Regions from separate parts of the Homo sapiens genome. Here region 2 is linked to region 1. The links are chromatin loops, found by intact Hi-C in ENCODE. Cell type or tissue: HCT116. All regions are shown on one strand. Links, peaks and the distances in the headings refer to the core of each region. The heading gives the core; the rest is flanking DNA.

What was found. Hi-C counts contacts between places; a loop is a spot of excess contacts. Peaks named below come from ENCODE experiments on the same cell type or tissue, not always from the same donor. Only the 100,000 strongest peaks of a DNase experiment are listed, where the experiment ranks them.
Region 2: a loop joins it to region 1, with 28 times the contacts of the local background. A loop is called at or near these places in 8 of 110 quality-filtered maps.

Annotation. Positions count from the first base shown.
Region 1 is chr11:20,126,689-20,129,597 of GRCh38, forward strand. LOC107984418 (a long non-coding RNA gene) reads right to left here. Exons shown (of 3, transcript XR_001748477.2): 2 at 567-679. It overlaps LOC124902643 (a long non-coding RNA gene), which reads left to right. Exons shown (of 3, transcript XR_007062615.1): 2 at 1,143-1,397. Among named protein-coding and RNA genes, the nearest start is that of DBX1, 32 kb to the right of the region's middle. In HCT116, for the core only: a CTCF peak has its summit at 1,728 (motif pointing right); a DNase peak (open chromatin) is centred at 1,783.
Region 2 is chr11:20,670,583-20,673,491 of GRCh38, forward strand. The region is part of intron 1 of NELL1 (neural EGFL like 1); the gene reads left to right. Among named protein-coding and RNA genes, the nearest start is that of NELL1, 2.5 kb to the left of the region's middle. In HCT116, for the core only: CTCF peaks have their summits at 1,445 and 2,238 (motif pointing left); DNase peaks (open chromatin) are centred at 1,479 and 2,229.

The DNA.
Region 1 (2,909 bases), core at 290-2,789:
GAAACTAGCACAATCATTTATCCAACAGAAAAGCATACATATATGGGCCAAGAAACATAGACACAAATGTTCATAGCAGCACTATTCATAATTACAAAAACTGGAAACAACCCACACGTCCGCTGATAGGACAAATGAAATTGTGATCCGTCACTGTCACCCTACAGTGAAAATGTATGTGGATGAATGTTGAGTAAATGTTGAGTGAAAACCGCCAGACACAAACTCATGCCAAATGTATGATTCCACGTCTATAAAGTTCACAATAGCCTTCAGGAGTGAGTGCAGGCTTAGATCATAGATATATAAAGGAAAGCGAGAAGGGAGGGGCAGCTGTTGGGAGGGGTGGAAAGTTGCTTTTGGGTGCTGGCACGTGTCCTCCTTCTTGACTTGGGTGGTGCTACGGTCTGAGTGTTTGTATCCCTCCAAAATTCATAAAATGAAACCTAAATCCCAATGTGTTAATATGAGGAAATGGGCCCTTACGGGGTGATTAGGTCATGGGAATCCACTGTCATGAATGAGATTAGTGCCCTTAAAAAAGAAGCCACAGAGCTAGCTAGTACCTTCCACTGTGTGAGGACACAGAGCACAGAAGCCACCTATGAACCAGAGAGTAATCCTTCACCAGATGCCAAGTCTGCTGGTGACTTGATTGTGGGCTTCCCAGCTTCCAGATCTGGAAGAAAAAATTTTCTGTTGTTTAAAAGCCACCCAGTTTATGGTATTTCTGTTATAGCATCCTTAACAGACCAAGACAGGTGGTGGTGACACAAGTGTTTGCTTTGTTGTAGATCTTTGAGCTATATGTCTTTGTTTTGTGCACCAGAAGGTTTTTAGAAAGTAAACACGACCCCAGGCTGCCCACCTGGCCATCAGTGAAAGCTGCAGTGCAGCTGAGAATGCTGCCCTTGAGCACCGGCTTTGGCCTTCACCCCATCACTAACTCACTGCTTGAATTCTCAGCAGTATGTCGGTTCCTGAATGCATAAATCGAGGACGCTTTGTCCACCTTGACACTAACTGATGTGTGAGCTTGGACAAGTTAATGCCACTCCCCTGTCTTGCAGGATTGAGGAAGGTGATGCATCACGTGTGCCAGATGCCATGAAACACTGACTCCATCTTCTTCATTCTCCTAGCTGTGATTGCTTGCCTCTGCAGTCTCTGCAGGAGTCAGAGGATGGAGCTGCAGAGCCTCTAAGGCCAGAATTAGGCCCAACAGGGGAGGATGCAGACAGGCACATCAAGACCCCATACAAAGGAAAACGTCCTAAGGGCCACAGGAATAGGCTGCTTTAACGGGATACTGAGCGCCCTGTCACCACTGGAGTTCACACAAAGGCTGGAGAACGACCTGACCGAAGCAGCGGACGAATCCTCGCCCTGGGTGACAGGTGGGTCCAGATGTCTCGGAAGCTTTGTTCACCTGGCAGGATTGCCTTGTGCAGGGGAGATAGTGGAAAGGGTGTTGAGGTCTGGAGACCTGAGTTACTTAGCCTACCCTAGCTGCTACTCTCAGAGAAGTCCTATCCACCCTCAGGGACATAGTCTTCCTCTCTAATGAGGGATTGGACTAGTTCAATGGTTCCTTAATGTGGCTTATCACCAGTGACACAGAACCTCCCCTATTGCTGCTGGATCAGAATGTCCCGGGGTGGGGAATCAGGAATACAGTCCTCCCCCAACTCCTATATTCCAGGGCCGCAATTAGGGGCAGCTCCTTCGACCTCACAGTGGCCACAAGAGGGCAGCAAAGCCCAAGCAATGCCATCCTCAGGCAGGCCCTGACTTTACGGGTGGACCTGCAAAGCAGTAAATTCAGCTCTCTCTCAGATTTAGTTAGAGTATTTTTAAAAGGATTGGGCCCTGGTGTGGTGGCTCACACCTGTAATCCCAGCACTTTAGGAGGCCGAGGCCAGTGGATCACCTGAGGTCAGGAGTTTGAGACCGGCACGGCCATCACGGCCAAACCCCATCTCTACTAAAAATATAAAAATTAGCCAGGTGTGGTGGCGCACGCCTATAATCCCAGCTATTCAGGAGACTGAGGCAGAAGAATCACTTGAACCCAGGAGGCAGAGGTTGCAGTGAGCCAAGACTGAGCCACTACACTCCAGCCTAGGCGACAGAGCAAGACTCTGTCTCAAAATAAAATCAAAAGGACCCTCAGAAGGTCGAGCATACTATTTTTCCCTCTACCTCATGCTTGGAGAATGAAGCTACATTCTCTATAAAGGAGATAGGAAAAGGAATTGATGTGTGTCAGGCATCTTCTTAAGCCAAGCAGCCTGCCTTCGTGGAGCATGTGATCTGCATAACAATCGCGTGAGGTTGGTGTCATCCTCTGTCTCATGATTGGTCAAGGGACTTGGGCAAGGTCTTGCTAATCAGAGACAGAGTAAGGATTTGAACCCAGGCCCTGCCAGAAAGCATGGAGTCTTGCTCCTATACCAGCCTGCATCCCTACCAGCCACTGCTGACTATGCATTCACATCCATGACCCCACTGGCATTCTGCCTTGGCCTTGCAGGTGAGGCCCAGAAGGTATAGTGACACTTAGGAAGGGAAACTGTCTCAGAATGGACCCTGAGCTAATGATGCTGCCAGAATAAGAATCCAGGTGCTCTAACTTCCCTTCCCAGGCAACTAGGGGAGCAGTTAGGCCCCAGACTCTAGAGTCAAATCAGGGCTCCACTGTTTGCAAGCTGTGACCCTGGGCAAATGGTGCAGCTCTCTCTGAGCTCAGCTTGCAAATCTGTAAAATAGACATGACAATATTAACCTGCAGGTGATGCTATAAGTGTCCTTCTCAGTGTAGGGGTGGAAAGGTATGATACCTTTCTTCACCCATCATAAGACTCACGAATGACACTCCTATAACAAAAGACAACAAGAGAAAAGCATAA
Region 2 (2,909 bases), core at 167-2,666, 540 kb after region 1:
TGCTTCCACCGGCTCCCTTGCCCAAAAGTCCCCTGGGGTTCGGAGACTGGCTTGCAGCCGCCTTCTTCAAAGAGCTAGTAGTAGATGCGGGGAGACTGGGGTGAGGTGAGGTGGGGTGAGATGTAGGAAATTGGCAAAAATAGGGCCTGTCAACTGGGGGGAGTGTCGGAGGTTTGCAATCCTACCCAGCCATCCTCCGTACGCGCTGCACCCCAGAATCTGTGTGGTCATTCCCTTTCCCTTTATTCTCCCCCCTTTACCATCCTTATTTCCTTCTTTAGAGGCGTGGCCTTCTCTCTAGGCCAAAGAGCAAGTTCATCTGGAGAGGGCTAAGAAGGGGCGTCTGCACTTGGTTGGCTCAAAAGTTCCCTCCGCTTGCGCCCAGGCGCCCCTCTTTGGCAGTTAGCCCGCTGGAAGATCTAGCGTCTAGGAGCTTTCAGAGGGCCCTTCCCACTTCCCCAGGACTGAGCAGGCAGCGGCTTTCGTCTGGTTAAGAATGTTGAATATGGATTTCTCAAGGGACAAAAGAAACCTCCCATTCCGTTCCTTACCTCTATCCGAGCTTCCCAGGCTGCGGAGACGCCAAGGCTCAGTCTAGCTTAGAATAGTTGCTTCTTGAGTTCAGGCCCATCCGGATGGGTTAGTCTTTTAAAACCAGGACACGCTGAAGGAGTGCGCGCACCCCAGGAAGATCAGGACAGGCAAGACTAGTGCAGAGCGTGGGCTACTGGCTCTGAGCGCGAGAGTCTGGTGCTCGTGGACATCTTACAGAGGAACCGCAGACAGGAAGAAGCTAGGTAGGGAGGGGGCAACCCGTTAGTGAGTTCACATCCCTAAGTGCACATCACTACGGAATATGCCTAAATCCTTTGTTCTCATTACTCCTTTGAAAAGTCGCCAAAGTACCCTTATCACGGAATGGAACGTGTTTCAGGGTTCATTGCTTGTGGAAGGGGTCTTTAAGAACAGGTATTTTCCCTCTTTCCACTTCCAATCCCCTTTAAATCTTGTAAAAATTTCGTTGTAGGGGAAGATTCATTCATGTCTTTACTCATTCAACAAACGATGTCTTGCTGGGTGCCAGGATTTCTTATGCAAAGAGGAAATGACAGTCCTTGACTTCTAGGAACTTAAAGCTCAGCTGGGAATCTAGATAGAAACTGGCAGGCATTTTAATTTTACAGATTGATGGGGGGGGTGGTGGAGAGGTAGGAGTATAAGTTTGTATTAAGGAAATGTGGAGGAGAGACAGTTTGAATTAATTCTAGGGAGGAGTGGTGGTCAGGGATTTGAGAGATGTACCTTCAAGGCTTTCTAGGGAGTTTTCCAGGTGGACAAAGTGGGAAGGCATTCTTGGCAGAGGGAGCAGATTCAGCAAAGGCAGGGAAGCATGGAAGGATCTGACCCACTGGTTGTGGCTGTTGCCTAGGGAGCTTGGGTTCTCAATGTCACTTGGCACTATTTGAACACTAGAGGCCGCATATTTCTTCTACACACATTATCGGAAGAATCAGAGAGACGGGGGAATTACCTCTCAATTTGTACACTTAAAGTATCTTGTAGCTTGAGAGGGTATAAGCGGTAGCTTTCTGGAGGCAGCCCTCTGATTCTGTGCAGAAATCATTTCCACATCATCCATCCACCCTCTTCTTAGGTAACAAAGGCTGGCTTGTGATTATCAGCATCCAAACAGCTGCGTTGAAAGTTTCTTTGTCAAGTGGGACAATTGTTGTCTGGGCTGTTAACAGTCCTAGATGAAATAAACATGTGGTTCACTTAGTGAGCTGCTCAGATATCACCGGCTTTTAATGGAACTGAGTAGATGATATCAGGCACATTTTAATTAAAGCAAGACTGCAGTGCAGACACAGTTGCATATGAAAAGATCTAATGATAGGTGTCATGAGGAGCTGCTTAAATCTGCCTTGTTCAGAGAACTTGTTTTAGAGTGCAAAGTGGAGTCAAGACGGGAGGTGCCATTCTCCAGTTCTTGTTATTTCTGGTTGAGAAATAATTCAGAGATTTTCAGGTACATCACTAATAATGAAAATTTAGAAGGCTACAATAATAGCAGTAATAACACACTATCTCTATGAGTTTTCACCAATGCTTTGGCAGTGTGAATAATTGAAAACTCAATAATTATTCCCACATTGCTTTCCAGTTTGTTTTGGTCACCAGGGCAGAGGGTGAAGGGAGTACCTACACCTGCAAAGCCCCTACTGACCAAGTGAATGTCTTTTGCTGCCACCTGCTGGAAAGGAGAGAATTTTTTTTTTTTTTTTTGAGATGGAGTTTTGCTCTTGTTGCCCAGGCTGGAGTGCAGCGACATGATCTCGGCTCACCACAACCTCTGCCTCCTGGGTTTAAGTGATTCTCCTGCCTCAGCCCCCCCCCCCCCCCCCGAGTAGCTGGGATTACAGGCATGCACCACCACGCCTAGCTAATTTTGTATTTTTAGTAGAGATGGAGTTTCTTCATATTGGTCAGGCTGGTCTCGAACTCCTGACCTCAGGTGATCTGCCCGCCTCGGCTTCCCAAAGTGCTGAGATTACAGGTGTGAGCCACTGCGCCTGGCCAAGAGATTTTCTTTTGGAAGGAACTCTCAGGTGGATCATTAATTATGAATTGAATAATGGAACTGTGAACATGAGCCCCCAGCCTCCAAGGATCATGGAAAATACTGGCCAGCTTGGAACAGGCATAGAGCATATTCTTCAAGAAAATTGCTTTTGGGGTATTAAGGACCTTCGTAGGTGCCCAGGGGCCCAAACCTGATTAAGTGGTTGTGAAATTCTGTGGTTAAATGAGCTCTTGGAGCATTTTTTTAGTCTGCATGGTCCAGAGGAAAACAGCTTCCACCATGGACAATGAGCAGGAGTAAATTTAAAGTCAGCCAGACCCAGGAG